3 separate regions of the Homo sapiens genome follow, and all the other regions are linked to region 1. A link is a contact called in ENCODE Hi-C data. All regions are on one chromosome and are shown on one strand. Each heading gives the region's core, a stretch centred on a gene start or an enhancer-like site at or near the end of the contact. The rest is flanking DNA. Distances are from core to core; before and after follow the strand shown.

Region 1 (3,166 bases), core at 380-2,879:
CCCGGGGCCCGGGGCGCCGGCGGAAAGCGTCTCCCTACCCGCCCGGGTGCAGGCGGGGCGGGGCCGCGGCGCGCCCGGGGCTGCGGGGCGGGCCGGCGGGCGCGCGCGCGCCGCTGCAGCCCTCCAGAGGCTGCGGGCCCTGAGCCGCTCGGCGCCCGCGCCGGCTCCCCACCGCGGCGCTGCCCCGCCCCCACCCCGTCGCCCGTGCAGGCTCCGAGTGAATGAACTTGATTCCAGGGATTTTGAAGAAGGCGGTTCGCCTTGCACCCTTTCTGCACCCCCCGCCCACATACACACACCGCCCCCCAAATCCAGTTTTCTGCTTGGGGTGGATGGGGACGAGGGGGAAGCAAAGGCCTCCCAGACAATGGAGGGAGGAAAAGTGAGCGCCTGGGGCTCCGAGTCTACCTAGCTGGGGGATCCGGGGGGCGCTGGGGCTACCGGGTCCTCGCGGGCCCATCCCCAGGGCGGGGCCGCCCCGCTTCCACGGGTACTGCTGGGGCGTTTCGAGGCTCGCCCCCGATTCCCCGGTCCTCTTTCCACCGCTTCCCAGCTCGTGATCTGTCCCCTCAACTTTAGCCCCTCTCACTCCCTCTGGTTTCTGTCCACCGTCCCCTCTTCCCTCCCCCAGCGGACCTGGAGGAACCAGTGACTTTTTCCTTCACCAAGTGGGAGTTATCCACATCAAGCATTTCACAACGACACATCAAGAAAAGTAGGCAGGTTCAAGTCAACCATGAAATGGTCACTTTTTAACCCCGTCCTGTCCTCATTAGGGAAATGCTCAAACACAGTCCGTTTTCAAAGAGCGCTCTTAATGAGGCGAGCTTGCCAAGTTTACCAGCTGCAGCCCCCGTAAACCCAGAGCCCAAAGAAGAAAGGCGCTGGGGGGTGGGGAGTTCGGGAGGCCGGGGACGGGGGCTGCTGGGACTAGGAAGACAGGTAAAGTCGGGGAGATCGCGCGGACCCCTGCGAGTTAACCCTTTCGGCCACACGCCCTGGGAGCGGCCTCCCTGCGGTCCCCGCCCCTGCCCCGGCAAATCCTGGAGTCAGCGTTCTGACAACGTTAATTTCCTTTGTGCGGGTCATTTCTTCTTTTTGAAAAGCTGGGATAAAGTTGGCAGTCTTTATGGATGAAAGAAATGAGGTGACAGGGTTAATCCAAGTAAATACTCATTTCTCTCAGAAATTTTAGGCAACCTCATCTTAGATTAAACACACACAGACACACACACACAGAGAAACCACCAGCACGAAAGCATCACTTTGTATTGCACATTACACTGCATCCCCTTTCTCACCCTCACCAGATTCTGAGGGGAGGGGGTGGGGAAGCTCTACTGATAATACCAGCTTTAACTACTGCAGTTTCCCTTTGAACAAATATTCAATTTAACTGGAGTTAATTTACCATAAAAGACATTCCCCTTGGCAGGAATGCACTAATATCCTTGAACACACCTCTTTGAATGCCTGGACTCTCATAGAAGCCATTATTTCGGGGTCTCTTTAAAAATCGAGCGCCCATCTCTCCTTCTCTCCCTCCCTCCCTTCTTCCCTCCCTCCTCACCACACCACCCCCAGTGAAATCCTGGCACCCAGAGAGCACTCCTTTCAGCCTGAGAGCCCAGAACCAGCCGTTGTCCCCTGGCAAAAAGAGGCCCAGGGCTGAGCCCTGGGCAAGTGTCTCCCGACATCGCTACCCCTCCTCCCTTTATTAGTTTCCCTTTCCCAACAGAAACCATTTCCTTCTGCCACCAAAACTAGGTTGCATCCAAAAGTTTTTCACAAGCTTAAAAAAGAAAAACGAAAAATTGACAAGTATTACACAGAAGAGCCCACAAAAGCTTCAGCAACACCAAGGGCGAAGAAGCAGCGTCAGATCCAGGTAAGACCCCAGAGAAGTGAAGACGTCTGGGGCCTCCCAGGCCCATCACTTAGGGGTTCAAATCTCTTTCAATTGCCCCACGTTTGAGGGTGCTTATGGCTGGTTGCACTTTGATGACCATAGAGGATGCTTGATAGTTTTTGGTTTTGATTTGTTTCCCAGAAAAAGGAAAATGAGATAGGAGTATGGTGAGGCGAGGAAAACCAAAAAGGAATGAAGAGTGAGCAACAGAGACTTCCTGAAAAAGAAGGTTTATGGGGGTGCTCAGTTTCTATGGCTTTGACTGTCTTCTCAGGCCTTGCAGCCATGTGGAGAATGGCTGACACCCCCCAAAACACTTCTTCTTGTCCAGCCAATGCCAAGGTCATTGCAGGCCTTCCCTGGAAGAACTCTAGGGAGTTGTTTGGAAAGAGGGACTGGTGGATTTCGGTGCATGGGATGCCTGGCTTCTCTTAACACAACACTTGTCCACCACCTTTGGTTTGAAAATCTCAATCTTTTAAATCCCAGGTAGAAGGAGGAACTGAGAAAGTGCCTGCATTGTATTCACTTTCCATTTTTTCTAGCACGTCTGTGTCGTGGTATTAAGAGTGGAAATATCTCTGAAAAGCTTCTGATAGTATCAAAATGGGCCAAACACTTCTTAAACTTTGGTACTTACCAATCCTAAACTCTTCATCTCTCCCTCCCACACTGAGAGGGTTAAAAGCACTGGTGTGACAGGCCACTTTCATTCACCCCAAAACCTGGCTGAGGAGGCAGAAAGAAGTGAATGATTCTCTCAGCAACAGGAAACTCTGTTATTTCAGTATTCTTAAAGATCTCCTCCCTAGATCTCCTTGCTGCCTTATAAGGGAAAAAAAAAAGTTTCCTTTCTAACTAACAGAAAGTTTATTGATTTCTAAATAGAATGCCAGTGCTTCAGCTCACTGGATTTTTCAAAACCCAGTTGTATATTTGAAATAAGCAACGCTACCACATTTGAGCCTTTCACTACGGATCTCCAGAGAGGAGCTTGACATCTCAAGTATCTAATATTGTTTTTCTTTTAACCTTTTCCTTCCTAAAGAAATTGCAGCGACAGGTTGCAAATCCTGGGCAGTTTCATGAAAGATTTCTTGGAACTTAACAAAGCTGTCATTTCCAATACACTCGATGCCTTTTTTTTTTTTTTTTTTTTTTTTTGGCTCTTGCATGTGGTTTGCAAGAAGGTTCAACTATTCTACACACCCTGGCTGCATCACCAATATCAATATTTAAAAACTAAATGCAAAAGAG
Region 2 (3,166 bases), core at 354-2,853, 1.2 Mb after region 1:
AGATCTTTAAACAGTCTCAATTCCTCAATGTCACAAAACATCCTGGGTCCTTAATCATTTCTCTGTACCACTAGATGTGAACTGAGGAATCTGGTCCACACCTCCTTTTTGCCTATTGGAAACAAAAAGGTAAAACAACTTCTTCAAGGTCATAAACATCTCAAATAAAAAAGGAGAAATGAATTTTCTGGCCCTTCCTCGGTACTAAACTACTGTAATACTTTCAAGAATATCCAGTCCTGAATCTGTATTAAACAAGCAAATCCAGAAGGCCTCATCAAGTACAAGGTATTTTTTTTAAAACCCTGTAAATCCAATTTAATCACATACGCACTTCTCTGACATCCAAGTGTTTGTGTGTAATCTGCACAAATTCCATTGATATTTTGTACTTGATCCAAAACTATGGAAATGTCAATGTTTCACTAATTTTTAAACAAAAATTCACTCTTCATTATTTCACCTACAATGGAATATTAACTAGCAACGCATTTAAATATTTCCTAGGAAGAAAATCTGTCCAAGTCTGCCAATAAACCATAGGGAAATACACAGGTATGTAGAAACGTCTGGATTTTCATAATTACACGGGAGATTATTGGGCAAAAAACTAAAATGAAAGGTCAGGTTACAAATGAGACTAAAGCGAGGGAGAGAAAGGACAGAAGAAAAAATAAAGAGACACGGTGGGCAGCAGGCCTCTGGAGAGGAGGGTAGCACTGCTAAGCGCGAGGGCTACAAATCACTTACTCGAGCTGGCCAATGGGGATAACCTTTCATCTTGGCGAAGATGAGGTCTCCAGGTTTGAAATCGCGAGTCATGTTTCGGGGGCGAGACCGGGGGTCCGAAGCCCGGGAGGCGGCGAGGAGATGCGGCGGCGCGGGGATGCGGGCGGCGGACGCGGGCCCAGCTACCGGGCCCGCGGGCGGGGGAGGATGCCTCGGGGCGTCCCGACGCGCCTGCTAGGGAGAGCACCGAGGGCGGTTAAAGCGAAGAACCCCGAAGGGAGGGGCCGCAAGGGGAGGGGGAGGGGAACCGGCGGGTGGGGGTGGGAGAGCGAGGGGACGGCCGCCTCCCGCTCCTCCCCCGCCAGTGCGCTGCCTCCGCGCTGGAGCAGGTCCTCCACCCCGCCACCGAAGAGACGCCACCACCTGAAGCAGGGATGCTGCCCGGCCAGAAATCGCCCGTCTGCCCGCCCCATCTTTCTCCGGGCTTTTTCCACCGAGCTTAAGCCCCAAAAGGGAGGGGGTGCATGGGAGAGAAAAAGGCAGGGATTCCGAGAAGCGAGCGGCCCCCTTCCGCCCACGCAAGGCCTCCCCCGCAACCTGCTGCCCAGCGGCTGCAGCCTCGGCCCCCTCGGCTCCCGGGCGGGCCGCGTCCACTTCCCCGCTACAGCCAGGAGCGACGCCACCGAGGGGGGGGCGGGGCGAGTCCCCGTCGCCCGCTCACCTGCCGGGGCCGCGGGCGCCGACGCTGCGGTTGCTGGCCGGTCGCCTCTACCCGCGTCCACGCAAGCCACCTGCGCCACCAGCTGCCGCAGAGGCGTCTCAACGGCTCGGAATCGCAACCGCGCCGCCGCTGCCGCCGCCGTAGCTGCGCTGCTCCCGCGCGGCTCCCGCTCGGCGCCCGCTAGCACTGGGGCGCGACCAACTGTTTACCGAGAGAGGGGGGATGTTGCAGCACCCGGCGAAGCTGTGTGGCTCCGAAGCGGATTTTCTGGAAACCCTACGTCCCCAAGTTCGCTTTCATGTAACAGGTGCATGCAGATGGAGAGGAAGACGCAAGCGAAGAAGAAAGGACTGGGCGAAAATAGCTCGGCCTGCCGCAAGTTCCCCCTGCGGTTTGCGGAGTGGTCGGGCCCGGCCCGCCCCTGCTGGCTTCTCTGCGTGTGTGTATTTGTATGTGTACTGTATGTAAAAGGCGGGGAGGGAGGAAATGATTGTTGTGGACGCGGTTTTGGGGGCGGGTATCCGGGCCTCTCTCCCTTGGCTGCGTGTTAGGGAGAAAGTGGCAGTAAAGATTCATGTTCTTGTATCGTTTCCAGGGTGGGGAGGTTTGAATGCTGCTTTTGCGCGGTTTGCATCATCCAAAAAAGAGGAGCTGTACGAAAACCCTAAGATGAAATTGGAGCATGCGGCGGTTGCAGGGTGTGCTGCATCTAGGCCTCTTGCACCTCGCTGAATGGGCCTCGTAGTCTCCTTTTCCTTGAAATTGTAGTATGAGAGAGCCCTATTTCATTTCTTTTGCATTTGCATCACCAAGAACTATTAAGAAAAATGCAACCCTACTGAATGCAAAATGCGAAGGGTAGAAAACAATGACAGGAAAACAGAAACCTTTTAGATAGGATGTGAGTTTGGGCCCTAACTAAATTTTAGCTGCATCTAAATTTTATTTCCCTAGTAGAATAGGAGCTGGTAGGTGGTACAATGTGTAAGTGTTACTAAACCTCAAATATTTTCTCTCTTAAAATGCTCTTCAAGGGATTTTAAAGGTTAATTTTTTGATCCTTTAGAGAGGCTGAAAATATTTTTAAAAAGAATGTTAAGACATATAAAAATAAGAATAATAAGACATATATTAGCACCTAGATAATACTGTTTTAAATACGGGACTCAACTGGAAATGAATTAGGAAATTTTTTTTGAATTGGTAAAAATTGAGAATTTTTTGAAAGCGATACAGCATGTCTTTAAAAAGGAATGAAAGAAGACAGTCCCAAAGTAAAATGTCCTGTAAGGAGTTTCGAGAAACTAAGTATACCTGGGCAATATGCAGAGAGTTCCAAGTGGAGCAAAAAGAGAAATTGGCAGAGGAGAAGGAAGGGTTGGTGAAATGTCTTGAAGCTTCTCATTCTGAATATGAATTTAATGTGTGTAGTAGGAAGCTACTATAGGTTGCTCAGCAAGAAGGGGGTAAAAATGATTATTTAACCAGTTCTTGATGTTTCAAGGTAGATGTTAGTAGAAAGAGGCTGGGGGTAACTGGAGTACTCATGAAATGACGCATTTCTCAGTGAGAATGGTGACTAAGAAAAGGGAAGGAAGAGCACAACTAAGTAATTACACAAAGGAATGATTGTCAGGTGTTGGCTATAAATTATGCATAGGAAAAGGTGGAAAAAGATGTATTGAAGAAAAGCTCAAGATACAGAGTAAGAGAGAC
Region 3 (3,166 bases), core at 488-2,987, 1.1 Mb after region 1:
GAAGTACTGACACATACTACAAAATGGATGAACGTGTTACAGGTGGCAGGTATCCAAGTTACCAGGGCAAATCTGTATGGGTCTGCAGCAACTTCAGTTCTTGCCTCCTCAGAAGAAAGAATTTGACCGAGGGGCAATAAGGCACAAAAAGAGACTGAGGCAAGTTTCAGAGCAGGAGTGGAAGCTTATTTAAAAGGCCTTTAGGAAAGAAAGGAAAGCACGCTCGGAAGAGTCCCAAGCTGTCACTGAGGTCAACTGTGATATTGACCTCGATCCTAGGACTTTACAGGCTGGCTCCTTTCCCATGATTCTTCCCTTAGGGTGGGCTGCCTCCATGCGCAGTGCCCTCCTTACCCTTGGGAAGTGAGCACAGCGCAATATGTATGAAGTTGTATGCGTGCCCATCTGAGGCTTTCTTCCCTTTTCCGATAGAGTCCCCCTGAAAGGTCATACTCCCCGATTTTGTCTCTTAATGCATATGCCCAGGAAGTTGCTTCTCCCTGTCACCTGCATTCAACGAGCACTTTAGTGCAACAGGTGTGGGCCATCAGGAAATGGCCTCTCCCTGGCACCGGCTGCCAATTTATCACTTTTAGAGGCAATGTGATAAATGCCTAAGCATCACCCCACATTCCTAGTGGGTGAGGGAAGAGCCCTCTCCTGCCCTGCTCATGCCTAACTACCTGTAACAAACCTTGTAAACATTAAGCCAGCCACCAAAAGACCATATAATTCCGTTTATATTAAATGTCCAGATTAGTTAAATCTAGAGAGACAAAGTAGGTTCTTGGTTGGCTAGGGCTGGAGGAGTTGGGAGGATCAGGGGTGATAGCTAAAAAGTACAAGTTTCTTCTTTCGAGTGGTAAAAATGCTCTCAAATAGTGGTGATGGTTGCCCAAGCCTGTGAATATACCAAAAATCACTGAACACTTCAAATGGGTGAATTATATGGCATGTGATTACAGTCTAATAAATAAATAGTATGTCCTGCTGTATCCTTCAGGGCCTCTGAGAAATGGAGAGAGCTCCATCTGAAGCCAGACTGAGTTCCGATCCTGCTTCTATTTTCCCCGCAGGTAAATCCTTCCTCAACAGCAACACGGGGTGATACGCCCTATCCGGAAAGGTTGTTGTAATTTTTAAAAACATTAAAAACATACATTAGGGTTAATCATGTAGCGTGTGATACACAGACGCTCTGAAACACTACTGCACACGCACACCAACATGGGGCCTCTGCGGAGCTTGTGAAAGAACCAGATCTGGAGGGCTGGTCGTGTCCCTGGTCTCGGCCCTCGCCCTCCTTGTTTCTTAGGCTCTAAAGCAATCAGGCAGCAGAGCAGTCCTTGAACCCCAGTCAAGAAAAAGCCCTGCACCCCTTAGTCCGAAAGCCGCAAGGAACGGGGCCTAAGCGCCTGGCGAGGCCGCCCTACCGGGCAGAGACAGTTGCTACGTAACTCGGGGACCAGAAACCCAGCCCCACCCGCTGCGGTTAACCGACAGCCGCAACGGTTCCCGCACCGCCCGGGTCGGAGAACAATGCTGCGCCCTGCACGTAGAGCCTCGCGGTGCCGCGCCCTGGGGCGGGCCTGCCCATGGCCTGCCGGGAAATGTAGTTTCTGATGCCCTGCCCGCGCCGCCTCGCCGCTCGCCGGCCGGGCGCCCCAAGCAACTACAACTTCCATCACGCTCTGCGAGGCCTTGATCTGCAGGCTTTTGCAGGGGAAGGAGTGGGGCGAACATGGCTGAAGGAAGCCGAGGTGGCCCTACGTGTAGCGGGGTGGGTGGCAGGCAGGACCCAGTCTCCGGCAGTGGCGGCTGCAACTTTCCAGAGTATGAGCTTCCCGAGCTAAATACGCGCGCTTTCCATGTGGGCGCCTTTGGGGAGCTGTGGCGGGGCCGTCTGCGCGGGGCCGGGGACTTGTCGCTGAGGGAGCCGCCGGCATCCGCTCTGCCTGGGAGCCAGGCAGCTGACTCCGACCGGGAGGATGCCGCGGTGGCCAGGGATCTGGACTGCAGCCTGGAGGCGGCGGCTGAGCTGAGGGCGGTGTGCGGGTGAGTGCGGAGCAAAGGGGCTCTTGCAGCTTGGGGTCAAACAGGGTGCAGCCTTGCTCGTGCGCTCCTCTGGGACTCATCCCTGAGAAGGGCCTGTGGTTTAGACCTGGGCTAGGAGTATTACCCTTTAAAGCTTTCAACCCGCTGGAGCCTTCCTGGGACACCAGGAGAAGTCCTGGGACCCGAATGCACAGTTTCTACGAGTTGGAGCAAAGGGACAAGACAGCTGCATCAAAGACTAGTTTTTCCATTTGCTTATTCTAAGAGTGCTTGTTAATAAAGAAAAGCAATCAGGGCAACAGCGACGTGTACCTGCCATTGACAGACACTTTGACAATGGAGGAACCTGAGTAATGGTGAAGCTGCGGGAGACTTCATCAGAGGAGTGTTAAAACCCCGACTAACTGGTTTCTTTTGGGGACCTTCCGGGTATTCTGTTACTGAAATATTTCTTAAAAGTGCCTTATTTGGGGATGAAAATATAAAAATAACTTTAATCTCTTTCTCCATTTAACAGTACTGGCTGCCTTCATCGGCCTTTTCATTATAAAATATAATCACAGAAATCGTTGTCTTAAGTTCTGGCCTCTCTGAGCCGCCTGCTGGATTTTATCTGACTTCGTAATTCAGTAATGTATTTAGGAAAACAACCCTAACTCGCTGTGAACCAGATGCAGAGTCGACCTTAAAGTATTGCTTTTCCTTTTTGTTTTAGCCTTGATAAACTGAAATGCCTTGAGGACGGTGAGGATCCAGAAGTCATTCCGGAGAATACTGACCTGGTGACTTTGGGGTATGGAGGACTTGGTTTTTATGACCTATTTATTTAAACATTTTTTCAACATTATGTTTTGAAAAGTTGAAAGTGCAGTATTGATTGTTGTCTGTATACCCACCCCTTAAATTCAGCTGTTCTTAATATTTGACCATATTTACTTTAGCCGTGTGTATGGGATGCCTGCTGTGTGTTTTTTCATTTTGCTATCCCCCATTCAGTAAGTTAGACATGATAATTTACCCGTAAATACATAAGCATATAGCTTCTAAAAGTATCATTCTCCTACATAATTATTGTGGTATTATTATACCTAAGAAAACCGTAAATACATAA

Evidence for each region. Hi-C counts contacts between places; a loop is a spot of excess contacts on that map. Pooled maps may share reads with other maps.
Region 2: a loop to region 1 is called in a map with no recorded cell type, with 6 times the contacts of the local background. The contact joins the promoter of PSIP1 here to the promoter of NFIB-AS1 in region 1. A Hi-C loop is called at or near these places in 3 of 37 single-sample maps with no recorded cell type and 8 of 50 pooled maps.
Region 3: a pooled map shows a loop between it and region 1 (15-fold over the local background). The contact joins the promoter of SNAPC3 here to the promoter of NFIB-AS1 in region 1. A Hi-C loop is called at or near these places in 1 of 168 maps with a recorded cell type or tissue (OCI-LY7), 5 of 37 single-sample maps with no recorded cell type and 14 of 50 pooled maps.

Annotation. Positions count from the first base shown.
Region 1 is chr9:14,315,458-14,318,623 of GRCh38, forward strand. It overlaps NFIB-AS1 (NFIB antisense RNA 1), which reads left to right and starts at 1,630. Exons shown (of 2, transcript NR_186536.1): 1 at 1,630-1,888. It also overlaps a transcript of NFIB not described here.
Region 2 is chr9:15,509,367-15,512,532 of GRCh38, forward strand. PSIP1 (PC4 and SRSF1 interacting protein 1) reads right to left here and starts at 1,604. Exons shown (of 16, transcript NM_033222.5): 1 at 1,451-1,604; 2 at 751-963. The coding sequence starts at 822. RefSeq lists enhancers at 717-1,670, 1,671-2,623 and silencers at 730-929, 1,030-1,079, 1,210-1,269, 1,280-1,489, 1,510-1,589.
Region 3 is chr9:15,421,139-15,424,304 of GRCh38, forward strand. SNAPC3 (small nuclear RNA activating complex polypeptide 3) reads left to right here and starts at 1,738. Exons shown (of 9, transcript NM_001039697.2): 1 at 1,738-2,055; 2 at 2,771-2,848. The coding sequence starts at 1,742. RefSeq lists a silencer at 1,465-1,754 and an enhancer at 2,095-2,214.